Regions from separate parts of the Homo sapiens genome. Here region 1 is linked to region 2. The links are chromatin contacts, found by Hi-C or POLR2A ChIA-PET in ENCODE. All regions are on one chromosome and are shown on one strand. Each heading gives the region's core, a stretch centred on a gene start or an enhancer-like site at or near the end of the contact. The rest is flanking DNA. Distances are from core to core; before and after follow the strand shown.

Region 1 (4,844 bases), core at 193-2,692, 41 kb before region 2:
ATTTGGGATTATTTAAAAATAAAGGCTGGGAGCAGTGGCTTATGCCTGAAATCCCAGCACTTTGGGAGGCCAAGGCAAGTGGGTCACCTGAGATCAGGAGTTCAAGACCAGCCATGGCCAACATGGCAAAACCCAGTCTCTACTAAAAATACAAAAATTAGCCAGATGTGGTGGCAGTTGCCTATAATCCCAGCTACTTGGGAAGCTGAGGCAGGAGAATTGCTTGAACCTGGGAGGCAGAGGTTGCAGTGAGCTGAGATCGCACCATTGCACTCCAGCCTGGGTGACAGTGAGACTCCGTCTCAAAAAAAAAAGATCCTTTTTCCAAATCAGGTCACATTCTCAGGGCCTGGCGTTAGGATGTGGACATACCTTTTTGTGAGCCATGATTCAACTCACTACAGTGACTCTTATTTTAATCTGAGCAACTGTAAAGATGAACTTGCCATTAACTGAGATGGAGAAGAATGCCAGTTTGGGAGAGAAGTCCAGGAGCTCGGTGCTGGACATGTCAGGGTTGAGATGCTTGTCTGACATCCAGTGGAGCTGATGAGTGGGCAGCTGGGTGAATAAGCCTGAAGCTTGGGACAGAAGTATGGGTTGGAGATGGAAATACGAAGGTTCCCAGATGTGGACAGCATCTAAAGCCACGGACCCATGGTCTCAACCAGGGGAGGAGTGTGGACAGAGGAGAAAAACATCAGGGACTGAGCCCTGGGGCACACCAGGATTCAGAGGACCCAGCCAAGAGACTGAGAAGGAGCAGCCGGGGAGAGAGGAGGCAAAACAGCAGAGTGTGAGGTCCTAGAAGGCAAGGGAGGGAACTGCTTTAAGGAGAAAGGAGTGATCAACTCACAGTAGCAAATTTTCAGAACTGGGCATTCAAGTAAAAGTTGAAATTTCCTATGCAGTTTCCTGTAACAAGATTGTGCACTTTTCATGTCACTCCCCTCTTATGATGTGGGAAAGGCAGTGACATCTGCTTAAAATCATCACTAATACCCTTATGTTATAATGAAGCATATTTTCAAAGCGTGTCGTTACCATTTTTATCAGCATAGCTTTTCCTTGGTTCCATGTTCTATGTCTACAACTCAGAAGGGAAAGAAAGGCACATGTTTCAGCCCCACATGGGGTCAGGAGAGACTGTTATGACTGAGTCCTGAGCTGCTGTTGCCTGGAGTCACACCATTTTCCTAATTTTTAGTTCCTGCGGTAAAAGTCTTGTCCTTAACAGCAGCGGGGGCTGTGTGAGGAAAATCAATCAGGGAAACTGTTTTAAAAGGTTTTAAATGATTACCAGAGCATAGTATAATCACTTCAGGAACCAAGACAACAATTTGACAAGTGAAAAACTCCCCAAATTCCACTGGCTTGCCTGAAAGCCTGTTACAAAAAAACAAACATCTGACAAATCAATCAATCTAGCTTAAACATCCAAACAGAGGGCTTTGTCACTGAGTGAGGGAGAAGCAGCATGAGATGACTGGGTGGGTTTTCCACCAAATGGACATCCAGAAGAGACAACTTAAATCTTGAGCTGTTTGGGAGGTTTTTAGTGAATGATAATGAATGGTTAAATTAGAGAACTGAGTGCTAAATCCTGAAGAATAAATATGTTTTGTGGAAATTGTTTTTGTGTCTCTGCAGCCAAAATATCTCAGGCTTCACTCATCTGTGACCACAAATGCAATTGCATCAATATTAATATCCAAATCTCTATGACTCACAGCCTCCACCAGCTTGACTTCAAAATCCCCCTCCCTTAAGTGTATTTGGGAATCCTCAGGGTGTGTACTGTATTTATAGTGTCCCTAAACTTGCATGCCTGGCCAAGAAGGGACTCAGCCCCCACCCCAGAGAAGCCTGTCCAAGCTGATGGCCTCTAGTGGCCTCTCTGCCCACCTGGAGTCACTTGTCCACCTGGGTGCCCACAGGGCTGTATCTCACATCTGACGCCTGTGGAGCTGGGACTACTCTGAAACTCCACCTAGGAGACAAGCCTCATCTCCCTTGTGAAGTAAGAACACTCCCTGGCTACTCCCAGTTGGAGGGTTGACAACGAAAGGTCTCTTGAGCCTCAGATGTCACAAGCCTTAGTCACAAGCTCTTTCAATTTAGGCACAAAGCCCTTTTTTTTCTCCCCCAGGCATGAAGTCGTGCTGCCTGGGTGGGAAGCAGTTCTGGAAACAGCCCTCTTGCAGCCGTTCTACTTGAGTCTGCCTCACTGACAGCAGGTTCCTCTCTTCCTCAGAAGGCTTCTTACCTCTCAGATATATCAATAGTTGTGAATAGATTGATGGGAGGAGGCTACCACCTAACTTTACTTTCCAGAATCTCTGAGTCTCCACTGTCTCCAGCTGGGATACTTTTTTTAGAAAGTCTTTTGTCTTTTTTTAAATTTTTCATTGATATGTAATCATTGTACATATTTATGGGGTACAACATGATGTTTCAACACATGCATAAATTACGTAGCGGCCAAATCAGGGTAATTAGCATATCCATAACTTTAAACTTTTATCATTTCTATGTTATGAGAACATTCAAAAACCTCTCTTGTAGATATTTTGAAATATACAATACATTATTGTTCATTCTACCCATCCTACTGTGCAAGAAAAAATTGTATTAAGGATTGAAAATGTTCTGTCTATAATGATAGCCCAGTAGACTATTTTCAATTCTAGCAAAAGACAGAAATTGTAGGGAAATAGAAGCAGCAGTCAAAACCTTTTGGAAGAGATCCTCTGTTCCTGTTCCTCTGCAGGCCTCCATGCTCTCCACCTGAGGGAAACCCATGGCTTGCTTAGAGCAGAGCTGGGGACACCAGTGGGATTATTCCAGCCTTCACCCAGTCTCCAAGAACCCAAGCAAAGAGAGGGACTCTTTAAGTGGAGACCAGAAGTATTTCTTTCTTTACCCCCAACTCCCTCAGATACACACTATTTGGGTTATTTTGCAGAAAGGAAAGGATTCAGCAATCCAGAGCTTTTCAATAATCGGTCAAATTTACAATAGTAGTGTTAATAAGAAGCAATTTAATTTCTTTGAATATTTACTATGTGCCAGGCACTGTGCTAAACATCACACACACACACACACACACACACTCTCTCTCATTTAATCCACACACCAAGATTATGAAGTAGATTTATTATCCCAATTTTGCAGGAAAGTAAATTGAAGTTCAGAGAATTTTCATCGTCAAGACCGCACAGCTGATAAGTGTTGACTTGAGAAGCCCAACCCAGTAGAACTCCAAAGCCTGGGCTTTTAACCCAATACCATATTAGCTCTTCACATTCAGATGTAAATATCAATTCAAACTCTGGCTGGAAAAAGAAAAGCCCTTCACAAAACACTATTTTATTACAAAAAAAAAATTTTTTTAGAGATAGGGTCTCACTATGTTGCCCAGGCTGGTCTTGAACTCCTGGGCTCAAGTGATCCTCCCGCCTTGGCCTCCCGAAGGATTGCAAGCACATGTCACTGAGCCTATACATAAAACACGATTTTATTGAGTTCCTGTGGACATTATTGCAGTTTGGTCTGTGTTCCATGAAGACTAGTGTGAGTGAGAAAAACACACATCCTGGGGCAGATCCTTGCAAGTTGTGATGCTAGGAGGCCTTAGGAGATCTCATTTCCCTGAAGCCTCCATATCTCCAATGACTGAAAAACGTGAAGTTGCTTGGCGTACAACTCTCTAGGGAGAGCCATGTATGGTGCAGAGCTCTTCCCAAAAGTCTGGAGGCTCTGGTTTTACTTGATTCAGTGGCTGTGTGTCCTCAGAAAAGTGTTGGTGCCTCCCAAGGCTTCCTCACCCCATATCTAGAAGACCAGGCTGAGGCAGCAGGTGAGGTAATGCTCCCACCACCCGCCCTGAGGGAATGTGCAGGAGATTGGGCGAGGCTGCTGAGAGAAATGTTCTATATTGCCAGAGGATAATGCTTTTTATTATTTCAGAAACCAATGAGTTTTGTCTCTCAGGCTATCACTCTGCTTCTGTTCATCACCAAGTAATTTCACTAAAAATGAACTCAGAAATGAAAAATAAAATGGCCATTAAAAATTTTATTACTGTACATGCCCAGTGGCTATTTTAAAATAAAATCCCTTTGAAATTTTATTATTTACATTTTTTCCATCAAATGGTTGGGATTGTTTGATGGATTAAATGAAACTCCACTTTCGAATTATGTTGCTTTTTAACTGCCAAAAAAATGAGGTATTCGTTTTTAGCTCTGCTTCTCATCCAAAAGGAACATCAAATTCAAGTCTAGAGAAAAGCAGTTGTGACGATTTCCTCCTTTTCTACAACATAATTGTATAAGAATTTTAAATAAATCAGTTCAGTTATTAACCTTCAAGAAATGAGGCAAATGTTAAAAACTAGGATGGCAACCAAGACTCACAAGCACCTGGAATCCTTGCAGGAACTGTATGTTGAAGGTTTGTGATAAAATGCACCGACAGAACCAATTCATTTGCATCGCATTTTATAGGATACTAAGTAGAAAAGCTAGTGTCATAATTTTATTATCCTTGTCCCTCATGCATTCTGCATTATGAATTAATGTAGTAATGCAGCATTGAAATCAGCCTGAAAGGAGTAAACATGAAGCTCAGAGCATCTTACTCTAAGGTACATCAATTCTGTCAACTAAAATTTACATCGTTGTGTTATCTCACTCTCTTGCCATAACCTAATGACATCAGAGGCACTGAATCTGGAAACCCTGAAGTGACAGGACTTGCCTCTGTGCTGCATGTAATACTTAGGAGAAGTAAAAAACTGGAAAGAAAACCCACCCCTTGGGAAATGGACAGCCAATGGGAGA
Region 2 (5,184 bases), core at 2,091-4,590:
GTATGAAGAGAAGGAATATAGCCTTGGAGGCAATGGAAACTAAGCCAGAGCAGCTTAGAAAAGTCACCCCTCCTCCTGATTCAAGACCAAAGACAGGGAAAAAAAAGTCACTCTCAGTGTGAACATGAAAGCAAGTCTCACCCAGCCTAGATGTTGGATGTCCTGTGCGGTCCCGTTCCTCCCTGGTAGAGCTTGTTCTGTCTCACTGGGATCTGCCAAGTTAGGAGCTGAGCCACACTACTTCTGCTGCTGCTGTTGCTGCTGCACATTGTTTGTGATTAAGAGTTTTATTGATTTTCTAGCCCATGACCACATTGGTGGGGACAGAGTACGACAGGGGAAACTGGTGGAAAGCCAAGTAGAAAGAGAGTTTATGAAATCAGCTCTCAATGAAGAAAACTGTGGGAAAGAATGCGATGGAAGCAGATTTGGGGCCAGTCGATGTGGGAAAGTAGAACAACTCAAAAATGCTCTTCAGATTTGAACTGAAACAAAGCACTTTGCCAAAACATAGGAGGAGAATCCAGTCTGTGAGAAAGCCTCAGCACTGTTTATATAAAACAGAATATTCCTATCTGCAAAATCATTGCTGACAATGCTTAACCCACATTCTGTACCAGGCACTGTGTTGTGTTCTAGGACCATAAATAAGAATCAGTCCGTCTAGAGAAGGAGACTCGAAACATACACAACATGATTTGTAAAGATACAAGTGGATCTTAAGAGAGTCATAAAAACATTTTGCCCCAGCTTTGGGCCCAGAGCCAGCAGGAATGAATGGTGGGGGAAGAGGGATGGGACTGTGTCCCTGCTGCTGCCTGCCTCATGTGCAGATCTGGTGAAGGTTCTCTGTAGTTTGACCCCGCATCACTACTGACTTTGCTAGAAAGACCCTGCTCCCTTCCTGTCCCTGCCTCTTGTAGGTCCAGAGGACCCCTGCTTCACCGACGGCGGGGGCCGGGGTTGGGGGGTGCCGTAGGCAGGGTTTCAGGTGTTCTCAAGGTAGTAGGTAGAAAGGGAGCGCTTGACAGTTTGGGTGCTTAGTACAGGCTGGGAAAACCTCACAGCACCAAGGGGACAGTTGGACACTTGCAACATGATTCCTCCCCTCTCCTTCACTCCCACACGTACCCACCCACCATGAAACTGTGTCTTCTGTACGTCTTGAGAGATTTCTTCCAGCCTCCCAGCCCTGCCTCACTGCCTTTGAGTAAGAGAATAAAGTCTTTTTGCTGCTTCCTTCAGCTTTCAGCATTGTTTTTCACCCTGAAAATCAACTGGAAACTGGGGAAGACGAGTATCTGGTATGTTTTAGTGCACCAGTATAATATGCAAGGGAGGGGGTGATATGTAAAAAGGTTAAATGAGAAAAAATATCATATAATTCAAAACCAGTGAGTGACCGAGCTCAGTAAATGATGGCTTTTTAAAAATCAGATATAAAATCCTGTTTCTGTGGTTCATGTTTGAAAATGATGTAACCTAAAGTGGCTCTTTCATCTTCCACTGCACGTACACCTTCTCTGTTTAGCCTTGGACTCCCAGTATCTGCACTGGAGGACTTTAAGGAGGTCAAACCTAAGCCAAGAGACTTCAGAGAGGTATAGACTAAGCTAGAGGGTGTCTTGCTTGAGCCAAAGAACCTCAGAGTGCTCTAGCCTAAGCCCCAAGGACCTTATGTCAATGTAGACTAAGCCTCTAATCTGGAGGAATTCAGGCTGGCTGGCTGGGCTCCCAAGACACCTCTGCAGGTGAGCAGCACCAGGACTCAAGTCTCCTAACTTCTGGTCCAGGACCCTCCCCTTTCTAAAACAGTCAAAGGGGCTGAAATTCCTGGAAGTGTGTGGGGCTAATGTCCCTAGCATTGTTCTCTTTTTCATAGAGGAAAAGCTGACTTTAAGAAACAAGCCGGCAATACTTGACAAAAATATCTACCATTTAAGCACAGAGCCAAAAGCAAGGAGTAGTCTCCTGGGCGCTGGAAGTATTTTGAAATCCCCAAAGTCTCATTCATTGATCAGAAAACAAAATGGAATTACTTTTTTTTTGCTCCCTCCTCCCCTCCATGCAGTAGCTGTTCTTGGCGGGTGCCCAGAGCGGCACCCGGTAATTCCACGGTACATTGTGTACATTTACATCTGTTTAATCGGCTATTTACAGTCGCCCTTTACCGCCACCTGTAAGAGGCAGCGCCATAACGACACTAAGTGGCCGGGCCGGAAGCCGGGTGCCCAATGGTTTTCTCCACTTGAGGACGCCTGAATCTGTGAAGTGGTTGGCACTTGGAGAAACAGAGAGACAGCTGGGGACATCACACGTACAGGGCGGGAGGCGCGGGAAAGAGGCGCGCCAGACGGAGGGTCCTTCCTTCCTCGTTAGCTCCACTCGGCGGCTCCTTTTCCATTACCACAGCAGCAAGGAGGAACCTGCCGAGCCTTCGGTGCGGCTTGTTTCCTGCCTGACAGAGAGCCCGCTGCCATTTGGATTTGATGAATTTCTGAATCACCCGAGGGCCTGGCGACCCGAAGGAGGGCGGGGAGTGGGGGCGCTGGGGTGGACCCGCCATCCTGCGGAATCCGGGCCAGATAACAGCCCCCGAGCTGGGGAAATCGGCTTGCGGATGTGATGCGGGACCGCGAGGACACCTGCGCTCCCTTGCGTGTCGCACTCGTGCAGCTCCCGGTGGCGACGGGGTGATGTGGGGGCGAGGGTGAGAGGAAGTCCAGGCGCCAGAGCGTCAGAAACGCTTCCTTAGCTTCCCTGGCACTTTGGAGGTTGTCTCGAGGGAACACGGACAGTGCACGACGGACTTTCAAGTTGCTCCCGGCACAACGGGAGGTCGGGAGCTCGGAGCCCCTACGGGCGGTCCAAGTGTCCGCGAGAAGCCCGCAGCGCCCAGGACCGCGTTGAGCGCTCGGGGCGCGCCAAGCCGCACCTAAGCAAAAGAGAAACGCTGACGGGCCGGAGGCGGGTTGGCTGGGACGCGGAATACGCGCGGCCCCGGAGCGCCTTTCGTTTTAAGGAGCCTTACTTCTGGAAAGGGACAGGGAACTGTCAATCAGCGAGGGAGGGAGCGCACCGGCGCTGGGTGATGTCAGCGGATCAGCTGCTCGATAACAAAGAGAGGGTATTACAGGAGAAAGTTGCAGCAGCGGCAGCGGCCAAGGCGGCACACCGGAGCCTCCGAGGCGAGGGGCAAGTGGGCGAAGGGAGGGGGGACGACGGCTGCTGCCGCAGCAGCTGAAGGCCAAGGAATTGAAAGGGCTGTAGGGGGAGGCAGTGCGAGCCAGCCCCGACTGCTCCTCCTCTTCCTCCTCCTCCTCCAAACTCGCGAGCCCCAGAGCTCGCTCAGCCGCCGGGAGCACCCAGAGGGACGGGAGGCAGCCGCGCAGCCCCGAGCTGGGCAGTGTCCCCAGCCGCCATGGATAGCGACGACGAGATGGTGGAGGAGGCGGTGGAAGGTACAAGCATTTCTCCGGGGCCGGGGGAGGAGGCGCAGAGGGCCTGGAGCGCGGAAGGAGTGGCGGGCTGCGAACAGCGCGGCGCCGGGCCCCGCGGCCGCCACTGTCCCCTACACGGGTGGCCGGTTGCCCGGCTCGGGCGGGGGCCCGACAGCCACGGTCACGCCGCCGGGAGCGCGCACTGCGCGGCGGGGCGCAGGCCGAGAATGGGGCTCCGCCAGGCCGGGGGCGCTGGAAACGCACGGCCGCTCCATCCCGCCCGGCCACAGCCTGCATCCACCCTCGGAGTTGCGAAACCTGCCCCGCGCTCTGGCCTTTCCGCCTTTGGGCGCGGAGGGTGGGTGCACTCCGCAGGGCAGCCCCTTGAGGCCGGCGGACTCCGCGGAGCAATCCCCTAGCCCAGTTTTGGCCACCCCGATCCCCTCCCGGCCGCCAGCCCTTCCCTTCTGCTGCCTCTGCGCCCCGCGGCGGCCGCGGCCCCGTCCGGGTAGGTCCCCCGGCGCAGCGCACGGGGCCAGACCAGGCACGTGGCAGCCGCGGCCCAGGCGGCAGCTCTTCCGAAAAGATGAAATCATTGTCGGGCGACGGACAAGTCTCCCGACCCGGGACTCGAACGTGCGCCGTCCGGGAGGCGGGCAGCCCTCCCCTCAGCTGCCCCCGAGCGAACTCAGTCAGGCCTCCCCCTCCCCCTTCCTGCTTGGCTGGGATGCAGCCGCCACGCTGTGCAGGCGCGCCGCGAGTCCGCACCGAGATTGCTGGGTGACACTTAACTTTCTGAATTCCATGCCGTTGGCTGTGGGTGATATCACCGCCTCAGTGTCGTGTTTCTCCGCCCCTTCTCTTCTACCGCCCCTCCCCCGACTTTTCTCGCCACTTTGTTTTGCTGAGTTTCTCCACCTTTTTTTTTTTTTTTTTGTTAGTTCTGAAAAAACGATGTGGGGACGTTATACAATCTCGTTGTTTGTATCATAGGATGTTATGATTTTGTAACAGCGAATACTGGAAAATACTCTTTAGCGTATTTATTTGGTTCCACTCCATACAGTACGTCGTGATGTTTTTCAGTGTGGTGTGGTATGATACCAGAATGTTTTAAACTAAGCATGTGAGTAAATAATTTTTAGCTGTTGGTTGAATCTGGTTTCTGTCTGATTTGTATAAACACAAGTTCTGACGAAGGATAAAGAAAAAAAGTGGCGACACTACAAATGCATAAGGATACATGGTTATTGTTACACTAGGGAAAAATCAGTTTTAATGTTTTCATAAACATAACTCCCTTTGCAGTGCTTCTGAGATCTTAAGGGGAGATTAAGCAGACTAATATTTCTGAACTCTTGAAAAGTATCCAATGTAATGCCAATATTAAAACTTATTTCTTCATCTAACTTCGAAGCCAATTAAAGACTGTGGTTTTTGTTAAGAAAATTTTCACCATGTTGTGAACTCACAGAGCTATTTATCTCTCTAATAAATAAAGCCAATGTTGGGGCTTACTGGAGTGAGGCCCAGATACATTGATTGAGTTGATCCACAGGGAGCCTTCTGAGAAGTTAAAAGTTGTTGACTTCTTGTGCCTCCATGTTGTGAAAGATAAAGGAAAAATGATCTCAGATTGTTAGGGCTTGCTCTCTTTCTTCAACGTTTACTTTTACTTGTAAAAATTAAATACAAACCCTTAATTGCTGGTACTGTTCTCCATGTTAAACCACATCCATTCCCC

Evidence for each region. Hi-C counts contacts between places; a loop is a spot of excess contacts on that map. ChIA-PET counts read pairs that join two places held with the same protein, here RNA polymerase II (POLR2A). Pooled maps may share reads with other maps.
Region 1: a loop to region 2 is called in a map of PC-3, with 5 times the contacts of the local background. The contact joins the enhancer-like site here to the promoter of SETD7 in region 2. A Hi-C loop is called at or near these places in 8 of 168 maps with a recorded cell type or tissue (CD4-positive, alpha-beta memory T cell, Caco-2, MCF 10A and 4 more) and 10 of 50 pooled maps. POLR2A ChIA-PET finds 5 or more read pairs at or near these places in 15 of 52 experiments (A549, A673, AG04450 and 11 more).

The regions. Positions count from the first base shown.
Region 1 is chr4:139,593,394-139,598,237 of GRCh38, reverse strand. LOC105377622 (a long non-coding RNA gene) reads left to right here. Exons shown (of 6, transcript NR_171655.1): 6 at 1-1,630. Among named protein-coding and RNA genes, the nearest start is that of QKILA, 27 kb to the left of the region's middle. Within about 2 kb of position 1,442, at least 3 of the 41 ENCODE cell types and tissues checked have a DNase peak (open chromatin) inside an H3K27ac peak, as active enhancers do; they include PC-3 and PC-9, where a contact is called at or near this core.
Region 2 is chr4:139,554,375-139,559,558 of GRCh38, reverse strand. It overlaps SETD7 (SET domain containing 7, histone lysine methyltransferase), which reads left to right and starts at 3,340. Exons shown (of 8, transcript NM_030648.4): 1 at 3,340-3,461. The coding sequence starts at 3,422. RefSeq lists an enhancer at 2,183-2,352 and silencers at 3,093-3,202, 3,423-3,482, 3,543-3,712, 3,843-4,032.